2 separate regions of the Homo sapiens genome follow, and region 2 is linked to region 1. A link is a contact called in ENCODE Hi-C data. All regions are on one chromosome and are shown on one strand. Each heading gives the region's core, a stretch centred on a gene start or an enhancer-like site at or near the end of the contact. The rest is flanking DNA. Distances are from core to core; before and after follow the strand shown.

Region 1 (7,742 bases), core at 1,722-4,221:
TGTCCCCAGGGGAAAATTCCCTCACCAGGATGGGAAAAGTCTCACAACTGTCAGAAGGCATTTGTCCACTGTATTTCTTAGTGTGAAAGAATAAGCTTACTCAATAAATTTTTTTTTTTGAGACAGAGTCTTGCTCTGTCACCCAGGCTGGAGTGCAATGGTGCAATAGCAGCTCACTGCAACCTTCCCCTCCCGGGTTCGAGTGATTCTCAGCCTCCAGAGTAGCTGGGATCACAGGTGTGCACCACCACACCCAGCTAATTTTTCTATTTTTTTTGGCCAGGCTGGTCTTGAACTCTTGGGCTGAAGTGATCCACCTACTTAGGCCTCCCAAAGTGCTGGGATTACAGGTGTGAGGCACTGCACCCGGCCTCAATAAATAACTTTAAAGATTCCTCATCCTTGTCTTTCCAAAAAAATTGGAAAAACAACTTTGGCCGCATCTGCATCCCTTACTTTTCAGAAGAGAGGCTTCCGAGCGAAGAGCGGTGTGTGTACACATCATACCTATTTTTGAACTAACTTACATTATGAGCAATTAAGGAACTTTTTTAAATAAAAGATTTTTAGCCGGGCGCGGTGGCTCACGCCTGTAATCCCAGCACTTTGGGAGGCCGAGGCAGGCGGATCACGAGGTCAGGAGATAGAGACCATCCTGGCTAACACGGTGAAACCCCGTCTCTAGTAAAAAATACAAAAAATTAGCCGGGCGTGGTGGTGGGCGCCTGCAGTCCCAACTACTCTGGAGGCTGAGGCAGGAGAATGGCGCGAACCCGGGAGGCGGAGTTGCAGTGAGCAGAGAGCACGCCACTGCACTCCAGCCTGGGCAACAGAGTGAGACTCTGTTGTCTCAAAAAAAAAAAAAAAAAAAAAAAAGAGAAAAGAAAAAAAGATTTTTATTTCAGATAAAATTAATATTTCCATAATTAGGATACACACATAATTAGCAAACACACATTCTTGAGTCCATTATTTAAGGTTTATTCTATAAACGACTTCCATGAGTATTAGAGATCCTGAATGTCATCTGAATATTTGTCTACACACTTGTGGGCAGCTTCTGTAGACTTTTCTTTGTAGAAATTCCAGTTTTTCTGAATTCTTCCTTTTCCTTCAGGTTTTCCACTTTGCATTATTCATAAAAGGCTGGGTCATTATAGTGAGCTGTTAAGACATTCTTTCAATGCAGAATTTTCTTTCCAGCATTTTACTACCATAAGGATTCCAGAGTTCTTGCAACATTTGGTAAAATCTTGAACTTGTCAGAAGACCTCTCTCTGGCCTTTTCTCTCATTATTTTAGGGATCAAAACATCTTTTTCGACACGTCTGAGCTGCTGCTCCAAAAACCTGTAGTGTCTTCCCATTGTTTTTGGTATAAAAATCAAACTCCTTGAAATGGTTTACAGGACATTTCATGATTCACAACTGAAACTCCTCCACAGCGATGGCACACACTCCTCTTTGATCTCAATTCTTCTTTCTTGTGGTCTTTGCTTAAACCACTGTTCTTTAAATTTCACAGAGCAACCATCAGAGTTGTTAAATTAATCCGCGGGGTCGAGTGCCATCGCGGCGGGCGGAGAAGCAATTAAGGAACTTCTCTAATGAACTTCTGGTGCACAACAAAACCATGTAGTCTCGAAATTTTAGTTCCTCCGCAGTCCCCCATTGTGTTTTATGCTACCCCGCCTTCCACAGTCTCTAGGGACCCCTAACCGACCCCCTTGGCTCTCAGGCCATAATCTCACAACCCTCCCCAGCCCAACGGGGTCCGCCAGCGCTGGGCTGTAATACCACTCGCCACCAGCAGATGCCGCAGCCCCAACGCTGCACAGAGCCAACTTTCAAAATTACCACCGAGCCTGTCGGCAGCCATTTAGTGCCTGCTGTATACTTGCCAAGCGCCACGCAGGGCCCTTCGGGTCAACCCTGTACCAGTTGGCCCAGCTGCGAAATGCGGCGATCGTTAGGGTTAAATTAGTAAAATGGTCTACAGTGCTTTGAACAATGACCGGCTGGTGGTGTGAAATTATTACCAGGCCGAGACCAGCCTGGAGCCGGCTCCTGCCTCGTGCCGTCCCGCAAGGAGGTCCTGCCCCCGGGCTTGCCTTCCAGCCAGTTGGGGCCTTTGCCCTTTTTCCTGTCGCCTGCCACTAAGCTGCTGCTAGGAACCCCGGCTGGAATTTAGCTCGCCTCCGGCAAAGTGGTGGGGGCGGGCCCGGGTCGGGGAGGCCACATCACCTGCTTCCTGCAGGAACTTTTAGAAGGCAGGCAGCCCGGAACATGGCACGGTGGGGCACGGTAGGGCGCGAGGGGCCGCGCCCCTAAGGCCTAAACTCAACATAAAGTTTCTTCTTTGCCCTCCAGCCCAGCCCCAGGGTCGGGGCGCGTTTATCGCGCCGCGCACAAGCGTGAGGAGCGGGGGTTTGCGGGGCCTCTTGACTGTACCTGGGGCTGCACCTGCCAGGAGTGCGGAAAGGCGCAGGGCCGAGGTCCCCAAGCCCAGAGCGGGCGGCAGCTGCGGGCGACCTCGGAGGGCAGAGCAACCTCGGAGGGCAGGGCGTCCCCGCTCCCGGCACGCACCAGTGCCCGCGCACCCCAGCTCGCACGTGGCGCTCGGGCCCCGGCTGCACGCGCACGCGCGCAGGGATGCGCCACGTGCTGGGGCCCCACACGCGGGGAGGCTGCGCTCGGCGAGGGCGCGCGGTCCCACGGGCGGGGAGCCGGGCCCCGCGACCCACCCGCCTCGGGCCACCAGTCCCCTCCCAGCGCCCCGCGTAGCCTGGTCCCGCGCCCGGGCTCCCGGGCTCCCGGGCTGGCACCGCGAGGCGGCGCGCCGGTCGCCCAGGGCCGCCGAGGGGCGGGGCCGCCCGTATTGTTCCTCCCCGAGCGGCTGGCCCTCCCCTTCCCCCAGACCCGGGCGGGGCGCGGGGCCGCCGAAGCCGCGGAACGTGGGCTCGCGCGCCCCGCCTTTGTCTCCCGGGCGCGAGCCGCCGCAGCCCCGCGCCCGCTGCTCGCTGCGGAGCCGTTTTGTGCCGCGGCGCGGGGGAACGGGGACGCGGGGCGGGGGGCGCGGAGCCGGCGGGCGCAGCCTCAGCATGGACGTGACAGTCTCGGAGCTCCTGGAGCTCTTCCTGCAGAGCCCGCTGGTGACCTGGGTGAGTGCGCCTGGCTCCCCGCCCCTTTGTTGGTGCACCGGCTTCTCTCTAGCCCGGCGACGGGACGCCGCAGACCCGACACGGCCGGGGCCCCGGGTGGCTCCGGGGCGCGAGGGACGCAGCAAGTGGCTCCCGGCCGGGGTTGGGGCCGCGTCCTGGAGTCCGGAGCTTTGTAACTCTGGAGCCGGCGCCCCCGTTGTGCGTCCGGCGCGGGACCCCGCCGCGCTTTCGGCCGGGCCAGGAGCCGGGCGGGTACACCTGTTCCCGCTGGGGCTCTAGGCTGGCTGCCTCGGGGCGGACCGGGTCCCAGTGGTCACTCCTGTCCCTGGGGTTTAGCCACTCCCGAAAAGGACCCCATTCTTCCCAACCAAATATCTCATGTAGTTTTTCTGAATCCCTGAGACCAGCCGGTGGATGGCGGTGACGGGTGGGGAATGGGGGGCGCCGAATGGGAAAGCGAACAGACTGGGGTGGGCGCACTGATTTACAATGGATTTGAGACGTGAGACATTTATTGAAAAGTCCTTTTTATTTTTATTTCTTCCGCTCTGGAACGCGGGAGAAAAGTGGCGAGGAAGTTTTTCCTCCTGTCTCGTGTCTGTTGCCCCGCGCGGGGAGGGGAGACAGGCCCTAGGAGAAGGCCGGGCTTGGTGCCTGCTGAAGGGTGGTGTGGGCGTGGGTGACCCCCTTCTGCTCACACTGACCCGTCCAGTCTCTGCCTGGGAGAGCTTTGGACCGTTTGTGCGCACGGGGTGACTTCCTGTCTTTCTCTCCTCGTCCCCCTCCCCGCAGGTGAAAACTTTTGGCCCGTTTGGAAGCGGCAGCCAGGACAACCTGACTATGTACATGGATTTAGTGGACGGCATCTTTTTGAACCAAATTATGCTGCAAATGTAAGTTACCTTCTTCTCGGAGGAAGGAAAGAATGGTGCGTTAGAAAGTTTGAGAGTAGAAATGGAGTGGAAGGTTGCATGGCGGGGTGTGTGTGGGGTGGGGGGTAGTTCTCTGAAGGTGGAGACGCTGGTATCTCAGTATTAACGTGCCTGTTGGACATTCGTAGGTGTTTGAAGAACTCCAGGACAGTGGGTCTGGCAGTTGGTTTGATGAAGGAAATTTGGAATTGAATGACTGTCATTTACGTGGTGTAGATAGTGCAATTGACTTCAGACTCAAGGACTTAATTGTGGTTTGAGCAATGAAATGAAAAAGTCCCCTTTTGGAGGGCAAGGAACTGTAACGGAGAGTGTCTGGTTACAGGAAGTGTCGGGGTGGGCCCAGGCATCCGAGGGTTACTGTAAAGTTTCATTTTAGATGAGGGTGTCTGTGTTTCTGAGCTCCTTTACATTTCATCTTCCTTTTTCAGTTGCCCCAAAGCAAGTGCAATTCATTAAGTCCTACTGTATGGACTGAGTTTAAAGTCACAGTGTTAGGAGGGTCCCATGGTGCTGTTTGTTTGGAAGCATGCAGCCTGAACAGGGTCTTAGTAGAAGTTACTCTTGCCAGCGAGTACATCTGACCACATCCTTTCCTGTTGCTGAGCTCTGCACGGCCTGATTGACAGCTTGCCACAACGTAGGTGTTGGCTTCTACCTTTGCATTCTGTTTTTAACTCAAACTGCAGGGAACATTGGAACTGAGTGTCGGGATGATTCACAGGCACTTGAAGCAAAATAAAACATCCTAATGTTCTCTGTGGATCAGCCTCGTGTGCGCACCTATTCACCTACGACTGAGCAAGTTGTCATACTGGAGCATAAATCTATTAGCTAATGAGAGATCAGCTTCGTTTGTGGCTCACAAAGGCAGAGGAGCAGTTTGCTTTGGCATATCCAGAAAGTGGCTTATATAGATTGCCTTAAACAGCCTGTTTAGAAAAAAATAATTCAAGAACCTTGCTTTTTTTTTTTTTGGAGACGGAGTTTCGCTCTTGTTGCCCAGGCTGGAGTGCAATGGCGTGATCTCAGCTCACCACAACCTCCGCCTCCCGGGTTCAAGCGATTATCCTACCTCAGCCTCCCGAGTAGCTGGGATTGCAGGCATGCGCCACCACGCCCGGCTAATTTTGTATTTTTAGTAGAAATGGGGTTTCTCCATGTTAGGCTGGTCTCGAACTCCCGACCTCAGGTGATCCGCCTGCCTTGGCCTCCCAAAGTGCTGGGATTACAGGCATGAGCCACTGTGGTGCCCGGCCTCCTTTTATTTTAATAAGTCATTTGATGTCATGCTGTTTAATGGTTTTTGCTTTTTTTTTTTTAAAGTTCACAGCTGTGGGTGTAGGAAAAAAAGTCACTACCAATCTTACCAGTCTTCAGTGTCTGATTAGATTGAAAAACATAAATCTGTTGCCAGCTTTGACAGCACTTCTTAGATAACTTTGTTGAAACTGAGTTTTCCGGAAGCTGTCTCGTGGCATATTCGAGTTCTGGCCACTCTCCCCTCATTCTGTTAGACCCTGAAAATTACTGGATTCCATTGGCGCAATGACCGGTGAAACTTCAACCTGTCCTTACCCAAGCCCAAGACTGTTTAATTAAAAAAACCAGCAGTATCCCCAGCCTTTTCATTCAGCTCCTACACCCAGGCAGAGGGGGGAACAAAAGCACTGGGACTGTTTCTCTTTCTTCCCTGACCTTTGGAATTCCTGAAGCGTTTCCCACTTGCTTGTAAATCAGGAAAGCCTGTTGGACCGTTCCTTTGAGAAACGCCAGCTCATCACTTGTTCTCATTTGGCCCATGGCTAAATTCGGCCGGGGTGGTGTGGGGTGGGAGGGTTTCTCCCCTTCCCTGGGCAATTTTAGATGTTCTCTCTGTGATATGCCAAGGTAATCATTCCAGAAGTGGGAACTGGTAAATTGTAGCTCTTAAGACTTCAAGAAGTGCTTCTGGGTCCCTCAGGATGAGTTGGGCACAGAGGAATGGAGCGTGGGGAGGCTGAATGGCTGGCTTTCCAGAATGAGGAAAGAGAAGAGAGAGCGGGTGGGCATGGTTTCCTGCATGGGTCATCAGAATCACCCAGTTCCAGGTGATAGAAGTCAGAATAGTGTTTTTGTGTCTGGAAGTGGTGAGGATTGACTGGAAAGGACCCGGGGGAACCTTTTCAGGGTAGTTGAAATGTCCTGCAGAGTGGCTGGAGTATGTTTCATTTTCCAAAACTCCTCAAATTATAACTTTATGCATTTCATGCTATGTAAAATTACCTCAACTAAACAATGAACCCTGGCCTGTATCGGACAGCCTACATAGCCAGCTGGGATTCAAACCCTTGGCCTCCCTTTTACCAGCAGTGTGACACTGGGCATGTCGCTCAGTGCCTTAGTTTCCTCATCTGTAAAATGGGACGTAAAGTACCTTCCTTAAGAGATGGTTGTGAGGACAGAATGAAACCTTGTGTTAACATTTAGCTATTTGCCTATGTAGGTGCCATCTTAATCCAGAAAGGATTTGAGGCACCAACTAAAAGTTCTTTTTTTGTGTGGCCTACCTTTTCCCCCACATTCTTCGATCCTTGGATTACCCCACAGTTCTCAGCCCTTAGCCCTCTACCAATGAGGTCTAGGGCAACATTGGACCCTGGGACCCAAGTCCTAGCCCCGCATTTAGACTGTACTGCACTTAAGCCTCTGTTTTCACTTCTACCAAATGGCAACATGTCACTAGCCAGCAGGTAAGGGGTAAGGCTGTTCTGCCTCATCTCCCATACCAGTAGCTCCTAGACTGTGCTATTTGCCTGTTTTGATTCCTTCACCCCAAGTTTGTAGGACCTGAAGAAATCGCGTTGAGCAGTACTGCTAACAGAGCTCAGATAAGAGGCTGTTACCTAACACCTGGGAGCCTTGTGGAGGTTGGCTGGGGGTCACGTGACTGCACCTGGCCATTGTCTCCGGCAACCGGAGAAGGCTGTTAGTAGTCTCTCGGCCCTGGTCTCCTGGTGACATCAGCACCTGGAAGCAGGGAAGCCCCACAGGTTCAGCTTTCTGGGGAGGCCCAGGGCTAGGAGAATTCATGAATGAAACTGAGGCTTTGAGTGGCCTGGATGGAGAGGCCTGGGAATGCCTGCTCAATAGCCCCTCTGTCAACACAGTGTCTTGGGTACCTACCAGCACCCAAGAGAAAACAAAGTTTGCTCTGGTTAACTTTGGACACGTTTTTCATTCTCTTGTAGGAAAATTATTTAAGAGCCTTAACCCTAGCATCAGGCAGACAAGTTCAAATCCCCACTCTGCCACTTCCTAGTGTTATTATGTTGGGCAAATGACTGAAACTCTCTAAGCCTTGATTTCCTGATCTGTAATAAGGGGATGGTATTTTACCAATTTGGGGGAGATTTAAATAAAACTATGTATATAGAACAAGCCTAACATATGTCTATCATTGTGCAGATGAGGCCCAGATCTGAGTTTGTGTGTGGACATACGTACGTGTACCCATGCCCTTAGTGCTGTACATCTCTACTTGTGAGAGTAAACCATCCGGTTTGACGCAGTGGCTAAAGTTGGAACTTGGTACTAGGGCTGAGAGCTTGTGCCCTTTAAGTTCAACCATATTTGTTCAGGCTGCTTGTGACCCCTGGTGCTAGCTGCAA
Region 2 (7,742 bases), core at 3,416-5,915, 560 kb before region 1:
CTCTATCCCTCTTCCCGGGAAAGTAACGAAGAAAATAAATCCTACGATCCTAAGTACTATAGTTTAATAGACAGTGTTGGCTGTTAAAAGAATTACTGCTATCCTTCCTTTTAAAAAATTATTCTTTCAGCATTTTACCTGAAAGTGTTCTTCAATACAGTTCCAAAGACTTCACATGCCATCCCATATCCAAACTCAGTAGAGTGGCCTATGAAGCACATATGACAGTGGTTTTCATTAACTACTCTGAGCTGATCAGAGTTCAGAATTCCATGGAATTGCTATTGATGAGAAATTATACACCTGTGACTGAACCATTAAAATGCATTATCTTGCTATATTTATGGTCAAATTTGACATTTTCCTTTCCTTCTTGTTCTCTGCCATCATCCTTGACATAAATTCCTGCTAATTGAAAATGATTTGGCCGGACGTGGTGGCTCACACCTGTAATCCCAGCACTTTGAGAGGCCAAGGTGGGTGGATCACCTGAGGTCAGGAGTTTGAGACCAGCCTAGCCAACATGGTGATACCCCATCTCTACTAAAAATATAAAAATTAGCCAGGCATGGTGGCTCATGCCTGTAGTCCCAGCTTCTTGGGAGGCTGAGCCACAAGAATTGCCTGAACCTGGGAGGTGGAGGTTGCGGTGAGTTGAGATCACGCCACTGCACTCCAGCCTGGGCAACAGAGTGAAACTTGGTCCCAAAAAAAAAAAAAAAAGAAAAGAAAAAAAATGATTGGATAAATTGAAATAAAAAGCACAAGATATTGTTATTTTGATAACTATGATTCAGAAAGGTGGTGAATTTTATGGTGTGCAAAGAAAAGTGAGTTTTCATAAGCAATACAAATTTAGTTCTAACATCAGGAAGATCTTTTGGTCTGTCTGCTAGTTTATACCTGTATCTGAAAGGGCAGCATAACTGATTTTTTTTTTAAGAAGGTTGAATGACTACTTTTAAAAGTCTCCTAAGAGTTGAGAATGGAAAATTTCCTTGGACCATTTTTTAAAAGAAAATCTAGAAGAATGTATAAAATGAGTCCCAGTAAAACTTACTGTAATATGAAGCATAAAAACATGTTTTAAAGCTACAGATATAAAAGAAGCTTAAAATATTTTTCGTGGAACTACCTTTACGGTGCTGGATGGTAAAGTTTTTATTTTAAATAAAGACATTCCGTTTTCCAGGACATGATTTATACAAGAAAACATATAATGTCCTGTTGAACACAGGCCAAATACATTCCCAGACGCTTTGTTACCCAAACCTTTTGAGAGATTTCTTTATAGATGTTTTTGGCAGAAGTGGTGATTTTAGAGGAAACATATAAGAAGTACCAGATGCAGTTTTCTGAGTTGCCATAAATGGTTAAAAAATTATTTTGATGATATAAACATCTGGGTATACTAGACAATGCCAAAATATGAGTTAAGAAAAAAGTGTATGTCAATTAGGTAAATAATTAAACCTTTTTCAACTGAACTGTATTTTAGAAATTGCAGTTTAAAAAAATTCCTCTAAGTTTAAAGGGAAAAGTAAATGATATAGCAATAAGAATGTTTTGAGTTAATGTGTTTTGTGTCCTTGCCCTTATTTCTTTATGTATGGATGAGTTCATAATTCAGAACATAAATTGTTCTTTTTGTCCAGTGTTCTGTTCTTTGCAGATATTCTCTTTTCCCAGAGAAAATCAATCATTATTTGACTTACTTCTCAAATATTCATTGTTTATTTGCTGTGTGCTAAGCACTGCAGTAGAACTAAAGATATAAATAAAGACAGGAGACAAGGGTCCTGCCTTCAGGAGGTTTACAGTCAGGCAGGAAGGGAAGATGACATGCATCAAATACATGAAACAAATGGTTTAGAAAGGAAAGAGCTATCCTTTGTACTTGGTGTTGGTAGCATGGAAGGGTAGACAAGGTTAGTGAAGGGCTCACTTGAAATTACTTGAATGGTGAATAGGTATAGCTAAGAAGGCAGAAAGTTGGGGAAAAGTGTTCTAGACAGAGGGAGGAATTCCTGTGAAACTGTGTGTCATAATCTGGAAACTGGCTGAAGATACAGTTGACTAGTAATGACCAAGGGTGGTGGGTATGTGTGCACATGCATGTGTTGGAGTGGAGTGCTGAAAAGGTGGAGGTAGAAGTGGGTTGCCGTGTGGAAATAAGAATCTCTTAGTATGGATCACAAACACAAATTGTAAACTGAGGCTATGATGATAATATAAAAGAGCACATGAAACTAGGTAAAGACTGATCATTTGAAGTGTTTCTTATGGAGGCAGCAGATTCTCAGCTCCGCCCAGCTGCTGCCATGCAGGAATGTGGGCCCAGTGTTGCCATGTCTTCAGATCTTTGAAGAGACCCTGGATATCTGCAATTTTTTCATGAAATATCTCATTAAAAAATTAATTTCAACTTGTGGATTCAAGGGTACCTGTACAGGGTTACTTGTATAGGTTTATTACTGCTTGACACTGAGGTTTGGGGTACAAATGATCTTGTCACTCAGGTAGTGAGCATAGTACCCATTAGGTTGTTTTTCAGCCCTTCTCCCCCTCTCCCTTTTCCCCCTCTGGTATCTCCAGTGTCTGCTGTTCCCATCTTTATGTCCGTATGTACCCAATGTGTGGCTCCCGCCTGAAAGTAAGAAAGTTTGTAACACTTTTAAAATTAAATATATATTCTGTCTCACATGCCAGAGGAGTAACAAGTATATAACCACTCATAATATTTACTCTTTTTAAAAAATTAGTTCTGTTTCAATATGGAGAAATATAGTTCAGATTATCTGAATTCATAATAAAGGGTTAAAGGAAGAGAATGGTGAGGAAAAATAAATTTGATTTGGTTATATTAAAAATATTTATATAAAATCAAGTGTACATAGTAACTCTGGTGAATAATCCAAATTTGGTCTACAAATAATCCAGTAGACCTCAACCAATCACAGATTCTGATCTAGTGGAATTCAGATTAATGAAGTTATACTGTATTAATATAATTCTTTTCCTGTGAGTTCATTGCTAAGAAGTAGAAGTTTATTTTTATTTTTAAGAGGCAGGATCTTATTTTTTTTTTTTTGTGGAGACGGTTTGTCTATGTTGCTCAGGCTGGTCTTGAACTCCTGGCATCAAATGATCCTTCTGCCTTGGCTTCCCAAAGTGCTAGGATTACAAGAGGCATGAGCAACTGGGCCTGGCCTAGAATTTTAAAAGATACTTTTCACTCAGCAGTGAACAATTATGATTATGGGACAACAAAACATTTACCATATACTCTAGACCTTCAAATTCTGTGTTGGATACAGTTGAAAATAATTGAGTTAAAAGACAAAGCAGGGCTGGGCACGGTGGCCCATGCCTGTAATCCCAGCACTTTGGGAGGCTGAGGCAGATGGATCACTTGAGGTCAGGAGTTGGAGACCAGCTTGGCCAACATGGTGAAAGCCTGTCTCTACTAAAAATACAAAAAAATTGGCCAGGTGTGGTGGCACATGCCTGTGATCCCAGCTACTCAGCAGGCTGAGGTGCAAGAAACGCTTGAACCTTGGGAGGCAGAGGTTGCAGTGAGCAGAGGGTGTGCCACTGCACTACAGCCTGGGTGACAGAGCGAGACTCTGTCTAAAAAAACAACAACAAAAAAGACAAAACAGATGCTTGTAAAGCTTAACCTCAAATTGCAAATAGTATAATATCTTTTAAAAATATATTATTTGGGCCGGGTGCGGTGGTTCACACTCGTAATCCCAGCACTTTGGGAGGCTGAGGTGGGTGGATCACTTGAGGTCAGGAGTTCAAGACCAGCCTGGCCAACATGGAGAAACCCCGTCTCTACTAAAAATACAAAAATTAGCCAGGCGTGGTGGCAGGCGCTTGTTATCCCAGCTACTCGCGAGACCGAGGCAGGAGAATTGCTTGAACCTGGGAGGTGGAGGTTGCAGTGAGCTGGGGCGCCACTGTACTCCAGTCTGGGTGACAGAGTAAGACTCTGTCTCAAAAAAAAAAAAAAAAAAAAAAAATATATATATATATATATATATAATATACATATAAAATTTGATGTTAAAAGTGATCTTGTATAACTTGAAATTCTGTAATAAAAAAGATCTAATTTCTAGCTTTTGCTTTGATTATATTTAATTAAATGAAGAGGTTAAATTTCCTTATTAGGTTTAATATTGTATCAGATTTAAATTTAGTTTTAAGGTATCCAGATGCAGATAAGACACCAGATGCAATTTATTTATTGACATATATATATGTATGTGAAATCATCTTTCTAACATTTTTTTCTTCCTTCTGTTGACTCCTTGGCCTCAAAGATGACAAACATGCAAAATGGAGGGGGGAAAACCTCACAAAATATTAACATTAAACAGAGTAATATATGTGATACTGATTCAGGCTAGATTGAAATATGAACTTTTTAGTTATTTTAAGAAATTGGATGATAAGTACTAATGCTTTATGTAGCACTTTACTATTTAGAAAAGTCACATTTGATCATTCAGTTGATTCTATCAAATTCTTTGAGATAAGCATGTTCATTTTACAAAATAGGCAACAAAGTCTGGCCCTGGTGATAGGACCATGATTCATATCCACTTCTGACTCTCAAGTTCTGTGTTCCTTTTTTTTCTCAGTCAGGTGACTGTTCAGTAAATCTGACTTGGATCTTGCCTACAGGAGCTTACTCATGAAATATCCAAATGACTTTGTAAGCAGTATGATTCATTTTAAGATGTAGTATGATTCATTTTAAGATGTTCTCTGAAGGCAGCATTGTAGTGTACTGTCATTAATTACAAATGAAATGTAAAATTATGATGTGCCAATTTGTTGCAATCAATTACATTTTATGTTCAATTTTTATTTTAAACCAAATGTTGAAGACCATGGCACCATGTCTAGGTGTTCCAGAGAAGAGACTCTGATATGGCAAGTTTTACTATGTCACAGATGTAGAGTAACTCTTTCTCCAAACTAGACTAAATCTCAGTTGCTTTATTGCTGAACTTTTAAAGTTCCCCCCTCCACCTTTTTTTTTTTTTAACTTCCAAAAAATTATTTTGGCATGTGAGATTATTTCACAGAAATATTTTATTTGGCTTAAAACTCATTTCTGAATAACCATATTTTCCCTGCCCATATAAATACAGTTCTGATTTCAAATTGTGGTTTGAATTAGGGTTCAGTTTTTGTAGAGAAATATTCAGAATCTCTGATGGGAGGAAAATAAGGGTGCTTGAAGAAAAAGAGGCATCTGTAGGGACCTTTGTAGTAGGTGTTTGACTTTCTTTTCCTTTCCAAACCCCTCATAGTTAATACCATCCTTCTAGCACCGTCCCTTAAATTCTGAGTTTTTCCCCCTAGACTCAAATATCAGAGTACATTCTAACTACTGCTTGAGTTTGCAACAGCCCTTTGCATTCCACATCACATTAGCTCAGGGACAAACTGTATGTTCTGATAGTGAGTTTAGGAAATTTTAACCCTGTCATTTTCGCCTTAAGGATGTTTTGACTCTACCTTTCTGAATACAGAGACTTTAATAAAAACCATACCAATCTTAGTAAGTTTTCATCAAGAAAGTATTTTTGATTTGGACTTCTACGCAGTTTGATTTCTTGATCAGTTTTTCATAGAGCAAAGTTAAAATTTTCTACTTTATTTTACTAAAATTTTTATCAGGCTCAGCTCTGCTTTGTGAATTTTACTCTGAAGATGTCTGTCATTTCACTTTCTCTCTCTCTCTCTCTTTTTTTTTTTTTTTTGGAGACAGGGTCTCGCTCTGTTGTCCAGGCCGGAGTGCAGTGGCACAATCTGAGGTCACTGCAATATCTGCCTCCTGGGCTCAGGCGATCCTCCCGCCTCAGCCTCCTAAGTAGCTGGAATTACAGGTTCATGCCGCCACACCCGACTAATTTTTGTATTTCTTGTAGAGACAGGGTTCTGCTATGTTGCCCAGGCTGGTCTCAAACTCCTGAGCTCAAGCAATATGCTTACCTCGGCCTCGCAAAGCACTGGGATTACAAGCGTGAGCCACTGCGCCCAGCCTCTCTTTTTAAAATAAGAGATAGTATAGAGTAGTGTTATATCCTGGTTATGTTCTAAAAGCAGTACTGTCCAGTAGGAATATACTGTGAGCCACGTGCAATTTTAAATTTTTTAGTGGCCATGTTAAAACAGTAAAAAGCTATAGGTGAAATTGTTTGATAATATGTTTTATATAGGGACAGGCACAGTGGCTCACACTTGTAATCCCAACATTTTGGAAGGCTATGGCAGGAGAATTACTTGAACGCAGGAGTTTGAGATCAGCCCAGGCAATATCGTGAGACCCCATCTCTACAAAAAATTAGAAATTAGCTGGTTGTGGTGGTGCACACTGGTAATCTCAACTATTTCCTGAGGCTGAGGCAGGAGGATGGCTTGACCCCAGGAGTTTGAGGCTGCAGTGAGCTGTGATCATGCCACAGCCTGGGCAACAGAGCAAGACCCTGTCTCAAATATATATACACACATATATATTTTATATATAACCCAGTATAACCAAATTATTATATAGACATGTAATCAATATACAAATTACTAATTTTAGAGGAAAGTAGGTAGGAGAAGGGAAGTCTCAGGGAAAGGGAAGGTGGGGGTTGGAGGTAGGTTAGCTAAGCTTGACCTCTGTTTTTCTGCTATCTTTCTGTAGCCTTGGGGAGGAATGGAGGAGGAAGGAGGAGAAGACCATGCCCATCTTTACTCTGTCTCCTACTTTAGTTTGTGAGTGGGACGGTTAAGTCAAAACAGTGACGAGAGATTAACTTATTTGCTGAGTTCTATTTACATTCAGAATATAGTGCTAGAAAAGGCCCAGATAACACCATGTGCTAGTAGTATACATGTGCACATTAGGAATCTAAAGTGTCTTTTACTGACTCAGACTTTAATAATAGTCCTGTCCACCCCCACCTTTTCGCCCTCTCTCTCCCCTTCTCTCTCTCCCTCTCTCGTCCAAGTTTAAATTCCTTACTGGAAAGACAGGAAAGGAAAAGTTCGTAGTAGATTTTCCAAATACAAACCTTGCTTTTATAATATGGTTATGGCAACCATCTCTATTTTGGTAAAATTGGCCTATTATATGAATGACATTTTGCAAGTTAGATTTTTGCAATTTAGGAAAACCACAAGCCATCGTAAACAGTTAAACGAGACATTTTATATACGAATTTAGTACCATAAATCGGAATTTTGGGCATTGTGCAGAAGCATTGTACAGAGCAGAATGAAAACATAAAGCAAACAGACCTGGCCTAATCTGTAAGGCTCAAAGGAAAATTCTTTAAGAAAGTGAGTTGGAAACAGAGACATGAAAGGTGAGGGCAGTCCTGATGGAAAAGAGCTTTCCAGGCAGGAAAAAAAAAAAAAGAAAAGAATGACAAAACATTTGCAGAATTCTTACAGTGGGAATTTAGAGTCTAGAAATATACCATACATTTATGGTCAATTGATTTCCAACAAGGTTGCCAAAAGAATAGTTTCTTCACCATATAATGCTGGAACAAGTGGATATCCATGTGCAAAAGAATGAAGTTGGACCCCTACCTCACACCATGCACAAAAATTAACTCAAAATGGCTGGTAGACCTAAATTTTAGAATTAAAACTATAAAACGCTTAAAACAGGTGTTGGGTTAGGTATAGTTTCTTAGATATGAAACCAAAAGCACAAGCAACAAAAG

Evidence for each region. Hi-C counts contacts between places; a loop is a spot of excess contacts on that map. Pooled maps may share reads with other maps.
Region 2: a pooled map shows a loop between it and region 1 (4-fold over the local background). The contact joins the enhancer-like site here to the promoter of CCDC88C in region 1. A Hi-C loop is called at or near these places in 4 of 50 pooled maps.

The regions. Positions count from the first base shown.
Region 1 is chr14:91,413,049-91,420,790 of GRCh38, reverse strand. It overlaps CCDC88C (coiled-coil domain containing 88C), which reads left to right and starts at 2,971. Exons shown (of 30, transcript NM_001080414.4): 1 at 2,971-3,160; 2 at 3,953-4,053. The coding sequence starts at 3,101. CCDC88C-DT (CCDC88C divergent transcript) reads right to left here and starts at 2,545. Exons shown (of 3, transcript NR_184261.1): 1 at 2,451-2,545. It also overlaps the pseudogene LOC112268126. RefSeq lists enhancers at 1,556-1,605, 1,846-2,490, 4,096-4,385, 4,396-4,525, 4,916-5,045 and a silencer at 2,556-3,475.
Region 2 is chr14:91,977,299-91,985,040 of GRCh38, reverse strand. The region is part of intron 16 of TRIP11 (thyroid hormone receptor interactor 11); the gene reads left to right. Among named protein-coding and RNA genes, the nearest start is that of FBLN5, 33 kb to the right of the region's middle. Within about 2 kb of position 4,665, at least 2 of the 41 ENCODE cell types and tissues checked have a DNase peak (open chromatin) inside an H3K27ac peak, as active enhancers do.